Linked DNA regions of Homo sapiens: region 2 is linked to region 1. A link is a loop called in an ENCODE intact Hi-C map of the cell type or tissue named here. Cell type or tissue: OCI-LY7. All regions are shown on one strand. Each heading gives the region's core, and the rest is flanking DNA. Links, peaks and the distances in the headings are about the cores only.

The links. Hi-C counts contacts between places; a loop is a spot of excess contacts. Peaks named below come from ENCODE experiments on the same cell type or tissue, not always from the same donor. Only the 100,000 strongest peaks of a DNase experiment are listed, where the experiment ranks them.
Region 2: a loop joins it to region 1, with 3 times the contacts of the local background. A loop is called at or near these places in 3 of 110 quality-filtered maps.

Annotation. Positions count from the first base shown.
Region 1 is chr10:110,645,944-110,652,644 of GRCh38, forward strand. The region is part of intron 1 of RBM20 (RNA binding motif protein 20); the gene reads left to right. Among named protein-coding and RNA genes, the nearest start is that of RBM20, 5.0 kb to the left of the region's middle. RefSeq lists enhancers at 5,290-5,791, 5,792-6,291. In OCI-LY7, for the core only: CTCF peaks have their summits at 3,178 (motif pointing right) and 3,392; DNase peaks (open chromatin) are centred at 4,188, 4,658 and 5,808; H3K4me3 peaks cover 2,520 bases; H3K27ac peaks cover 2,805 bases.
Region 2 is chr10:110,723,170-110,729,870 of GRCh38, forward strand. All of the region lies in intron 1 of RBM20 (RNA binding motif protein 20), which reads left to right. Among named protein-coding and RNA genes, the nearest start is that of RBM20, 82 kb to the left of the region's middle. In OCI-LY7, for the core only: a CTCF peak has its summit at 3,291; DNase peaks (open chromatin) are centred at 1,292 and 3,262; H3K4me3 peaks cover 1,352 bases; H3K27ac peaks cover 2,107 bases.

The DNA.
Region 1 (6,701 bases), core at 1,151-6,150:
ACTAAATATGATTGACAATTTATGTACATCAATACTTAAAATTTCTCTTTATTCCTTAATATAAATGTAAAGCAACAGAGAAAAACTATTTAAAATTTAAAGTTTACTTAGTGAAAAATCCAATTTGGCCAATTATTAATTTGGAAACATCTGATGTGCTTCGTACGGAGCCAGTGTCTTGCGGCTTGAAATCAGGCTGCATATGAAGTTAATTGAAATTGCTTCGGTATTGTAATTACCCTGCACTTTTCTATTACTTACTTTTAAGTAGAAGAAAACTGGGAACTTTATATTCACAGAAAAGTCTTTGTAGAAGGGCGTCTGATTATGAAATACTGCCAGGTTGAAAATAAATATCATTTTATGGAAATGGATCATTTAAAGTATATTTTATTTGCCTCACATAATAAATAATTTACCCTCTAAATTCATCCCCCATTTTGAAAATCCCATCTTTGGAATATCTAATTTTAAAAGAAAAGACTCAGCTTTTCAAAGATGGCCCCTTCTACTTGAAGGGCAGGATGGAGACCTCAAGAAGCGCCTCATGGCTTTGCTTGCTTTACATTGGTGACGGATCAGTGTTCAGGGACCAGGTCCCAGGGCTGTGAATGTGCCCATAGGATTTGATGTTTGCGCACTGACGTTTCAGTCTTTCTTTACAAGGATGATTTGGAGCTTGTGCTCTCCTTAGTACCCACTGAAATTCCGCTGGAACCAGATATAATGTCGCAAACGCTTTGTAGGTCCATCTTCAATGCGCCGAAATTTGAGCAGGTTATTTTGAAACTGCATTTGCATAAGTCCATCTGAGCAAACATTTTTATGGAGTTATGAGGTGTGGTTTGCATCAGCCATCTTTGAGAAAATATAGTGGAGCTACTGTGCTCGGCTGCAAAACAAGTTGTCTGCCTGTTGATTTGGGGAATTTTGTGAGCTACAGCTTTGGATGAAATTCTCCTCTGGTGGAACACATATTAAATATTATTAGAGAACCTCTATTTTTTCTAGTTATTTTAGTGAGGTCGTTATGTAACTGGTAAGAGGAGAAGTTTTGATTGCTTTCAAAATGATGGCGACATCAATCTTCTTCATGTTGCATAGTGCGTTTGAAGATTACAAACATTTTTCCACTTACTGTCTATGTTTACTGATTTTTATTAGTAATGGCTTTTATTTTAGATCAAAGTCAATGACTTTGGAAAAACCATAGTAACAATTATAATAAAAATCAGTTCCTGTTCACGTTATATTTGGTGTTTAGAGAACTGCCGTATACTACATTTACAAAGATAAACACATGAAGCGTGATGACTAATAATGAGACTGATTTTGTTTGTTTTATGGACCCAGTCTTAGTACTTATGAAGATTGCATCTAGAGTTAATTTCTCTGGAGTACAATGATTTCATTTCCTTGTCATTGTATTTTTAGCTTCCATTAAGAATCATCCATACCTTTTCTGCTCTTGTTTACTGTAAAGATTATCAGCCATGTATAGACACAGATAATTAATATTTTATAAGATTTTTATTTTAAATATGCATTCTCCAAATTGGCTAATATAGAGGCATTATTGTATATAAAACACGATTTAGGCTATTTAGGAAACAAGAAATATAAATAATACCCTAAGAGGAGATTTGGGATAAGTTAGGAAATCAGAATAATTTGAGAACTTAACAAATATATATTTTTTCCATACTAGCAGAAATAAGAAAACATTGACATTCTGGTGAATGTTTTATAAGGATTTATCTCCTCCAACATTTACAATGTTTTATTTTTAAAATTATTTTGTTTTAATCGTGAGCTTTAAAGTCAAACCTAATCCTTTATTTATAAGAAGTTATTTATTAACCTTGATGAACGTCAGAAATTTAAGTTTTAGGTTGCCAGTTTTAAAGCACTCATTAGAATGAAAACAGAGCCACTCAATTCCGTGTGAAATGTTGAAGTTAGCTGTCAGATGGAACCACGAAGTATACCACTAGCCATGGAGGAAAGAAACCAAACACGTGCACCCCTCTTATGAAGTGAATGTAGAGGTGATTTTCCTAACTTATTTGATTTGCAGCAAAATATTCCTGGGTAATGCGTGGCATCAGGTTGCATATTTAATTTGAGTATAGATGACACTTTTTTCTGTATTATTTTTTAAGCAGTGAATAAAAATAATTATAAACAATAGAAAAAGTTTTGGTTTAGCATTTGATGGCTAGTGTTACCTGCGTGTAAATGCTTGTAGTTAATGAAAACATGAATCCAGCTTTGATCTCTTTGATCTATAGTCTTCCGTATAGCATTAGAACACTGGCTGTCTATATTTTCAGAGCAAAGTGCTCCCCTCACTCGGAATAGAAAATGTTGTAAGTAGCAACTCCGATTTACAGACTCTAATTTTACAGACATTCTGCAGAAGGATCTCCGTGTAACTGTTAGGGAGTCATTCGCAGGCAAGTTGTGTATGATGTTCACCCACTTTGATGGGTATGCTGACAATTACATCCAGAGTCAGAGAGAAGAAATAAGAATTTGCTAAAAAGGGACATTCCCTTTCATTCATACTTGGTCCTTTCTGGAAAGAGGATGGAATTTCTAACATCTGTGCCAGTTAACATCAGTTTGAGCCCAATTTTAGGGGAAATAGGAATACACTTGTAGAAGGAATTTTGAAAATTTTAAATACCATCTTAAACTGCACATAAGACAAGCATTCAGCAGGGAAAACATCTGAGAGGATTAAGCCTTTACCCCAACAGGGAAGAAAAGGGGGGGGTGCTATTTTCTTAGCAGCCTGAATGATTCTTTTGCTTATCTAGAAAGCTTTCCAAAGTTTTATCAGAAAAAGAAATTTTGCTTGAGGGTTTGTTGTGATAAGTATTTTTAGATAGTATGTATAATCATTTAGTTGTGAATTTTTCTCAAATTGCCAAAGAGATCAGTATTATGAAATGTAGTACATTATTCCCATTAGTCACAGTAAAGGACTATGCATATGGTGCACACAGAGCTGTTCTAATGCCAGTGCTGTAGGGGGGAAAAGAAGAAGAAGAAGAATTTGATCACCCTTTTTATTTTTCTATCCATGTATTCTTTTGCTACCTCCTTCGCAGTTTATCTAATTAATAATTTAAAAAGCCCAAATCTGTCCATTGGAATGTGAACTCTGATCTGTTAAGATCTCTTTGCCAGTCCTAATAGTCACCAGGGGGCAGAAAAAAACCAACCAGGATTGACTCACAGTGAAATGATTCCACATTATCCAGTTTCTTTCTTTCCTTCTGATTTATTTATTTATTTATATATTTATTTATTTATTTTTGTGGCTTTAAGTTCTTGACTCCAGTTTAAACTAATATTCTTCCCCGCCCACAACAGCCGGTCCTCAAGTGAACAAATTGATATAGCTCAATTCACAGGTTTGATAAACAAGAATACACAAAATGTTGGGAACTGGGGTTTAATCAAGGGATAGAAATTAAAATGGACTGAACTAAATATGGAAAGTAAGAATTGAGGAAGCTTGAGATACTGGAGTTAAAACCCAAAAGAGAAGTTCAGAAGTAGGACACCCCTCTCCCTTCATCTGTCCTGGTCTCCCTGCCAGACAAAAGCTTGAATGGTCTCCTACACCACAAAATCCTACTTAATCTGATTTTTATTTCCTGCCACAGTGATTATTTAATTGGGGATGGTCTAAATGATATTATTTGGTATATTTTAACAGGGAAAATTGCTGTGGATCTGCAGCTAGTGTGAGTGACTGGTAGCTGCGTTTAGAGTGTTGAAAAGTTTTGCATTAAGTAAAATGATCCATATTACAGAATCATGGCAAAGATGGTAATTAGTGGTTTGCAGAAAGGAGCACACGGCAGTTCCCTTTCTGTTTAAAGAACCTGGCTGGATCTTGAGAATATGCGTGTTATCCTGGATGCCTAATACTGCATGTTCCCACCAGTGAGTAGACTGGCAGATTCTGATCCTAATTAAGAAGACATGTTTTTGAATCAGGAATGTGAATTTGGTTTGCAACACCACCACGGGGGTATTGTTGGTGAGCTGATAGTTTGACTGGCTCCATGGGTGGTCACTGTTTAAATTCCACCCAACTAAAGAGCTGTACAAGATTTTAGTCTTCAAAGTTTACACACAGCAAGTGTGGGGAGAAGTTATCACTGCCAGCTGTTGGGGGAGGAAGTGAAAGTGAGAAGGACCCCTCCCCCCAAATAACTTGTGTGTGTTTTGGATATGTTGCATATATCCATTTAATATGATAAACTCTTTACCGCGGTGGAAGTTACAGTCAAGTTGATTGATCTTCCTCTTCCCCACAGCTCCTGATGGATTTTATAAGATAAGTAAGTCCCCTGATGGTTTCTAAGGCAACTTTTCCAACTTGCTGACAGCAGATCTGTAGGGGAGATGGCACATATTGGTGCTGATGTACTTTATGGGCAAAAAGGGAGCAGTTAAGCAACTTGCATGAGGATGTGTTCATAACTCACAGCTCAGTTGGACAAATCAATCTTTCCATGTGTTCAGAAACAAAAGGCAGGGGGGTCATGCATGTGTTTGGGAGTGGTTATCACCCCATGAAGATAGTTTCCACGCCAATTTTGCCTTCTTTAATGTGGTATTTGCTTTAAGGCTGTACCAGGGCCACTTGCTTCTGCCTTTTCTTTGCACCTGCTTTCTCTTGATCACACTAATGACCCATCAGTTCTCAGTTACCACTTCCCACTCTGACCCAAACCTGGAAACCTCCAATTGCTGCTGTCTGGACATCTTAAATACTTTTTGGTTTTGCAACTTGTCTGTGGACTCCTTCCCGAATATGTTTTTAAGTTTTGTTAGGCCTGCCCTTCAACCTGCCCTCCAGTGTCAGGAGTAGACTAGGTAATATATATTTTAAAGATGCATTGGTTTCACTAAATCTCCTCCTTTGGTTTATTTTGAATTAATTATTGAACAGAATGATTTAAGATCAGTCTGATATTTTCAGGTGTAAAATGAGCATCTTTGCTCTAAGTTAATTACTGGGCTTCTGTCGAGGAGTGCCACAGAGGAAAAAACTCTGGACTGGGAGTCAGTGACCTGGACAAGCCAATTAACCTTTCTAATCTAGCCTCTCCAGGGATTGGAAATGATCAATTGCAGTTTCTTCCAAGAATAAAATTAGGTGGCTCTTGTGCAAATCTTAGCAAAATTGTGGAGTGATACCCAATGTAGAATGCCTCCCTCCATCTACTTCCTCCATCACCTGATACGGAATATGTCCCACATCAATTAAATTTAGCCATGGACACAGGTACATATTTGTGACACTGATCACCCATGAATACAACAATAACCACAAAAAGAGAATGAAATACTTTCTCTAGCATTCACAAAGAATATTTGGATCAGTGACATAATTTTAAAAGTCAGAAAAATAAACACTAATGTCAGTGAACAGGAAAAGGTTTTATACTGTTCTTCAATCTCTAAAAATGTTTTTGGTATAAGAATAATTTTTTGGAATGTTAAAGTAAGTACTTTAACATTTACTTTAACAAACTGAAAGTAGCACTTTCAGCTTGGGAGACAGAGATAATAATTTTCATGTGTCTGAATTGGATTGTGTTAAACACAGGCCAACAGGAGTGTGTTTGGTGACATCGATGGTTTCAGAGTCAGAGAATGTAAACATAGGACCCACAAACGTTTTACAGGAGCACGGCTGTGGCTACTGCAGGGACTCCTGAACCGTGACGCACAGTCAGTTGGCCGCAGAGACCAGCCTGGAGCTCGCCCTAAAACCTCTTTGCAGCCTTGCAGATGTCATAGTTGTCCCAAAGCTGGGCCTCATGCTTCCGTGTAGCCTCACTGAATCAGGAGACCGAGTGTTTCCAGAGCCAGGATGTGGGCGCTGTGGGGCCAGTGCTGCATCCTCCTGCGCTGGCAATAGCAGAGTTGTGGAGAAACTTTATTTGGTATTTGAAATGATCAATATTTTAACCTTCTGCATAAAAAGAGAGAGAAGTCTGTGATTAAATCTTGATTTAAAGTCTTCAAATATGTACATACATGAGGATGAACATAAGCATATTTATTTCAACACTGTCTAGAAAAGTGAAAATTAGAAACCACTTAAATGTTTCTCAGTTGGAAACATAAACCATGTGTAGGTATAAGGTCATGTACTACTCAGCCATTAGAATGATGCTGCTATTTTGCATTGATTGATATGGAAGGAGAACCATATAATATTAACTAAAAAAATTACAAACAGCATGTATGCAAAGATCTCATGTTTGTTTTTGAAAAGATGTGTATGAGTGTGTGCTGGTGCCTGCCAGCCTTAAAAAACATCTGAAGAACAAATGTAAAGAACATTAACAGTAGTTCTAACTCTGGGTGGGGCAATTAGACTGGTTTGTCTTTTTTTCTTCCTTTTTAATATGGTCTATTTTTTTAAAATTCAGTGAGCATGTATTACTTTTACAATAAAAGAAAACAATAAAACTATTTTTTTCTTTATCTATTTCTTTTCCTAACCGTCTGTACCTGCGAGTATTTCATTTTTAAAAACAGCAACAGAAGGAGTAGACATTTCACATTGGTATTGCACTGTCTTGAAGACTGAGCTGCCCTTTAGCATCTTACATTTTAGTCCTGGAAGGTAGCTGAGAGCTGTTTTAGCCCAGCCTTCCTGTTTT
Region 2 (6,701 bases), core at 1,155-6,154, 77 kb after region 1:
TTGTTAATAACAGCTTTGATGAGATGTAAGTCACATATCATGAAATTCACCATTTAAAAATATACAAGTAAACGGTTATATATTCACAGAGCTGTAATTCATCACCACTAATTCCAGAATATTTTTATACCCCCAAAAGAAACTGCGTACCCATTAGCAGTCACTCCCCATCCCTTCCCTTTCCCCTTCCCTCATCCTCTGGCAACCACTAAACTATTTCCTGTCTGTGTGGATTTGCCTCATCTGGACATTTCATATAAATGGGATAATGTAGGAGTGGAATTGCTGGGTCATATGGTAACTTCAGATGTAACATTTTGAGGAGCATCCAAACTGTTTTCCAACGTGGCTACACCATTTTACACCAATGCCACTAACAATGAATGAGGATTCCAATTTTTCCACATTCTTGCAGCACTTATTATCATCTTTTTGATTTCAGCCATTCTAGTGGATATGAAGGGGAAACTCATTGTGGTTTTGATTTGCATTTCCTTAGTGACTAACAATGTTGAACATCTTCTCATGTGCTTAATGGCCATTTGCATGTCTTCTCTGGAGACACATCTATTCAAATCCTTTGCCTATTTTTAATTGGGTTATGGGTCTTTATTGTTGAGGTTTTTTAACCCTGTTGTACAGATGAGCACGGCCCTTCCTCTGTGGCAGTGCACAGGGAAGGCAGAATTATTGTGATTTTCAGTTCATATGAAATTCCTTAAGTGTTGGGCTTGAGTTTTACTTCAATTATAGGCTTATCTTTTCTTCCATGTCTAAATAATAATAGTATTCATTTGTTAGTAGATGACAGACACTGTATTCTAAACACTCTACTATTCTAAACAACTCTGCAGAAACTGAGGCTCAGAAAGGTTACATTACTAGCCAAAAGTTACCGGGTAAGAGACCAAGCCAGGGTCCAAGTCAGGTCTATTGACTTCAGGGCTTGTATTCTGAAGTCAATACTTAGCCATCAAAAGAGACAAACAAATCCCGTCTGCCAGTGTGTGTGCAGAACCCGTTTGTCTCTGTGGCAGTGGTAAAACAAATGACCAAACAAAACAAAACTGATGCTGTGATGCTGGACCTTCAAGCTAGTGATGCTTCAGAATACACCACACCAGACTACCTGTAAAACATCTGCTCCAACAGGTTGCAGGCTGCTCAGGTTGAAATTGCTCCAAGCTGGGAGCTGCAGAACTGAAGTAGCCTTTCAGCAAAATTGTGACTTCTTTGTTGAGAGAGGAAGTCTGAAGATGTTTCCTGGGGCCTCACCTCTTACCTGCTATTTCCTGAGAGTGCTTCGTCAAGATTTTCTCAGTTCTGTTTCTGGAGACAGAGCAGGAACCATTGACTTGAATCACGTTAGCACTGTGAGTGGGGAGAAGCATTGACTCCCTGGCTTCTCCCCACAAAGAGTCACCTTGACAGGCCCAGTAATATCCCTGCAGCCATGGGCGTGCTGGGCCATATCGTTGCCCTGGTGGAGGTCTGGCACAAGACTCAGGGAGGGGACATTCTTTCTCTGAAGCCAAAGCAGATGTTTTCACTTCATCTGGGGATGAATCATCTGGGGAATGAGAACAGTAGGCAAGGAAGGCAGGATCACCATTATCACAGGAGATGCTTTATCCGGCACCTACTGTAAGTGTACCAGGTTTCTTGAGGCAGTGCCTGGAAACCTTGATCCTGGTCTGCCTGCATCCCCCTCAGGAACTTGACTGCTTGGGCTCTGACTGCATGCCTACCATGTGTCAGGTCTTCGAGGAGGAGTCCCAGTCCTCAAGGAGTTTAAAGTTTTGGGTAGAGAAACGTGTGGATTGCCAAGTTACTGCAAAGTGGACTGTGATAAACACTGTCACTGAGCTCTATTAAGCAAGTGACACCACTCCATGAACTTGGATGATCATAGCTCTTTCCCATCTACACAGCAGGTTAATCATTCTCACCCTGTGTAATTCACAAGAATGACTCGGGAGTAAATGAGACCAAGAATGTGCCAGAGTTGAGTGTACTAGTGGTGCTAACATTTTGGAATCAGAGATCCCTTTCAAAGGCTGATGAAAGCTTTGGACTTTCACCTCAGAAAAATTACTCTGGAGCGTGCGCTTATATGACTTTGCAAACAGTTTCAATTTCATGGTTTTTATGAACATCCTGAAACCCATCCATGGACCCTTGTGGGGGACCTGTAGGTCAATAACGCCTGTTTCGGTGCTTGTTCCCTGAAGGATGTTTTAAAAGTCCCAGATAAATTCACATTACTATTATTAGGAATCCTATGTTTCTCAGTTACTTCTATGTTAAAAATCTTTCTCCTAAACAATTATTTGCTAAATATCCCTTATAACTAGGTATTATTTAGATTGATGAACTTTAAGGATAAAGCAAAAGCAAGACAATCTGATTGGCCAGATTTGTCTTCTGTTTTGTGTACATGTATAACATAAAATGGAAAACAATTGCAGAGGTGCAGGCTTTAAAAAAATACAGAAACAGAGCACATCAACCTGGATTTTAGGTGTGACATCTTGCTTGGTTGTGTATTTCAGGGGCTGCAGAGCTCACAAAGCTATTGCGGGGAGGCAGCGTTAAATCTGTTGCTCTTGTAAAACCAATTGTATGGCATATAGCTGGGGTGGCGTGTGTATAGGAAGCTGAGAGCATTGGTCACGCCAGTTCTCTGAGACGGGAGGCAGGATTGACAGCCACAGCTTGGCCTCTGTGCTGGGGGTGGAATCTGCTGCGTGTGCAGCCTCCTTCCTGCCCCCCTCCCCCGACCCCATCCTGGCAGGCAGTGGTGCTGAGCAGATGGACCCCATCCCCATCTTGGGGGCAGATGTGCTGCTGACTGCCCCATCTGCCCACTCCTGCTTTACCTCTCCCTCTCTCTGGGCACCTGCCTCCTTGCTCCCCTGACGCAGCCCCTCTGCCGGCCTCTCCCTCTCAGTGGAATGTTCTGTCCCAGGAGGCATTGCATCACTGCTGACCAGCCTCCTGCTCCTGATGACTGGTTTGGCTCTGACCACGAAAGGGCTCAGGTTTGGGTTTCAGGGCTGCTGTGGGTGTCTCTGTCCTAGGTGGCCTGTCTCAGAGTTGGAGATGGTAAGGTCATGATACCACCCAGCATCTCTACAGCATCATATTTTCTCCGTACTAGAGCACTTTCTAAGGTCTCCCCTATCCTCTCATGGCATGGGTTACTGTTCCAAGCATCAGCAATGAGTGAGGCCCTCTATTCACTTGCCTGTCACTCTCAGGGTAGCAGATGGAGGCAGTATTACTCTGCACCCAATGAGAGTTTCACTGGTGCATAGCTTGGTGATTAACCCCAGTTCCTCTACCCACTGGATATGGGATCATGATCAAGTGATGGCCCTCTAAGCTACTCAGTGTCTTTGTCTGTGAGGTGGGACTAACACCCGCTTCTTTGGTTTTTGAGGATTAAATGACATTGTAGAAAAACTACAAAGTTTGGGGTCCTCAAAACCACTTCCACTTCTGATGCCAGTTGCAGGTTCAAGGGTCTCCAAGACCACATTCAGGTGTTAGAAAGTCCTACAGCACTTACTGAAAGTGGTTATAATCAAAGTTATGGTTTATTGCAGGAAAAAGATACAAATTAAAATAAGCTGAGGGCAGGGGCCCACAGGGAATCTCACCTGAGCCTGTATTTTTGTTTTGTTTTATTTTTGAGATGGAGTTTTGCTCTTATCGCCCAGGCTGGAGTGCAATGGTGCAACCTTGGCTCACTGCAACCTCCGGCTCATGGGTTCAAGCAATTCTCCTGCCTCAGCCTCCGGAGTAGCTGGTATCACAGGTGCCCACCACACTGCCCGGCTGATTTTTTGTGTTTTTAGCAGAGACAGGGTTTCGTCATGTTGGCCAGGCTGGTCTCAAACTCCTGACCTCAAGTGATCTGCCTTGGCCTCCCAAAGTGTTAGGATTACAGGCGTGAGTCACTGCACCCAGCCTTTTTTTTTTTTTTTTTTTTTTTTTTTTTACTATTAAGAAATTCCCCCTTTTATCTTTAGTTGACACATAATGTATGTGTTTCTGGGATACAGCATGGTATTTCAATATGTGTACATAATTCATTTTTTCAGTTTTTGGGTTTCTGATTCACGCACGGTTTATTCTGGTGTTTGGTGTCAGGTGTGGGCTGCAATTGTATCTTTTTCCAAATGACTCTCCAGTTGTCACAATACTATTTATTAAAAAGTCCGTCTCAAAAAATAAAAATAAAAAAAAAATAAATAAAAAGTCCATCCTGTTCTCACAGATGTGAGACACTATCTCAATTATATTTTAAATTTTGTATGTAGTTGGGTTGACTTTTAAACTTTCTATTCTGTTTTAGTTGTCTGGTTGTTTACTCATATGCAATGTTTTGATATAAAGAAGACCAAATCACTTCCCTCTTGGCTCTTATTTATAAGAGGCTTATCAGTTAATTTTGTATATTTTTCTTTTTTTAATTTTACTTTAGGTTCTGGGATACATGTGCTGAACGTGCAGGTTTGTTACATAGGTATACATGTGCTATGGTGGTTTGCTGCACTCATTAGCCCATCATCTAGGTTTTAAGCCCTGCATGCCTTAGGTATTTGTCCTAATGCTTTCCCTCCCCTTGTCCCCCATCCCTCAACAGGCCCCAGTGTGTGGTGTTCCCCTCCCTGTGTTCATGTGTTCTCATTGTTTAACTCCCACTTATGAGTGAGAACATGTGGTGTTTGGTTTTCTGTTCCTGTGTTAGTTTGCTGAGGATGATGGTTTCCAGCTTCATCCATGTCTCTGCAAAGGACATGAACTCATTCTTTTTTATGGCTGCATAGTATTTCACGGTATATATGTGCAACATTTTATTGATCCAGTCTATCATTGATGGGCATTTGGGTTGGTTCCAAGTCTTTGCTATTGTAAATAGTGCTGTAATAAACATACGTGTGCATGTGTCTTTATAGTAAAATGATTTATAATCCTTTAGGTATATACCCAGTAATGGAATTGCTGGGTCAAATGCTATTTCTTGAGCCTAGTTTTTACTGGGGCTCACTCATGTAGCTGACAGCTGTGTGGCTGGCCTAGGTCTCCAGCCTCTCTGGAGATTGAGTTGATGCTGCATGGCCCAGGGCCCCTGCCATAAATCACGTTATTAGACTATCTGGGTAGCCCAAGGTCCCCACTCTTCTCAGGCAGTACAATCTAAGGGTTTAGAGGTTACCTCTCAGAGTCCAGGAAAGGGAAAAAGCCACACTTTTTTTTTGGATAAGGTTGATTCTTTACTAGACAGGTAGACTTTGGTAGACTTTGGTAAATTGCTGTTAGTGCTCATTTTTATGCCTCAGGGTCAAGGTGAGGGGGAGTGACTTCAATTTTCTCTCTTTCTCCTTTCTCTGTAATTATGTCTGTGGTCTTGGGAGGGTGTCATTCATTGTGCCTACTTGAAGTTATTATCAGGGTGTGTTTTTGCCCAATCATAATGCTTCTCTTTTGTGTGGTGCTCTCAACCTGTCAGGCTCACGTGTGCTTGTATTAAGCCTCACAACAACCCAAGGAGGTGGGTGGGCAGGTGTCATTATTCCAATTTTACAGGTGAGGCAGGTGATGTCATAGGAAGCTTGCTGAGTCGCCAGGTCTCAGGACTGACAGCAGGCTGTCCCTGGGTATCTTTCCACCTCCTCTGCTGACCCGCTGAGCGATGCTGCTCTGTTTATGCACACAGCCTTGAACTAGTTGGGCCTGGGTTCAGATCTGGTCCCTGTCACACCCAGGCTGTGTGATCTTGGGCAGAATTTCTTCACTGCTCCCCTGCCCATAGGGTTGTTGTCAGAATCATGTGAACTGAAGCATGTAAAGTATAGGCTTTTAATACTGTTCGCCGAGACAGAATATTGGTTACTGTTGCTGCAACCATGACAGCAATAATTTCTTCAAGCGTTCTGCTAGGTGTATAAGAAATTCAGAATGAGAAAGTATCTTGAATACAGAGAAGGCAATTTATGGCACAAGATTTAAGAACATGCCACTTAAACGCTCCCAATTTTAACCTCAATAATCCTTTTCACGTAACTACCAGGTAATTATTTAAATAGTCAATAAAATAATATGTGTTGTTCCCAAAGCTCTCTCCTGCGAGGGGTTGTCTCTTCCTTCAGGTCCTGGTGCCTGGGCTTCTCTTTTCTGCCCTTCCTGCCTCTCCTTCTCACCTAGTAAACCTTGCACTTTTTTCAAATCCCAACAACTTTCCAACTCCAGGTGAGGTTCACACCCTCTTATTTACCCTTTCCTTTGATGCATTGATCAACCCACAGTTTCACAATTATTTGACAGTTTGATTAATATCTATCTCTTCTTCTAGGCTATGAGCCGCAGGAGGGCAGAAGCTGAGATCGTATCTCCCAGATTTGGCAGCTGCTGCCACTTGCAGCTCAAACCTAAAAGTCAGGTGTGATCAGTTAGAGGCTCCAGGGGTGATTCCCAGCCGTCCGTCATCACTGTAGAGAACACTGGCCCTTGTACCCTGGCTGTAGCGCAGACAGGCCTGAGGGGAACCGCATCCACCTCCGCCCTAGATGCGATGTTGGAATGCTTGAGAGGCCCTCTCCTGACCCCCTCTGTCAGGAACATTAATGTCATTTCTTCCCCCTTTTATTTATTTATTTTTTGAGACGGAGTCTCACTCTTGTTGTTGCCCAGGC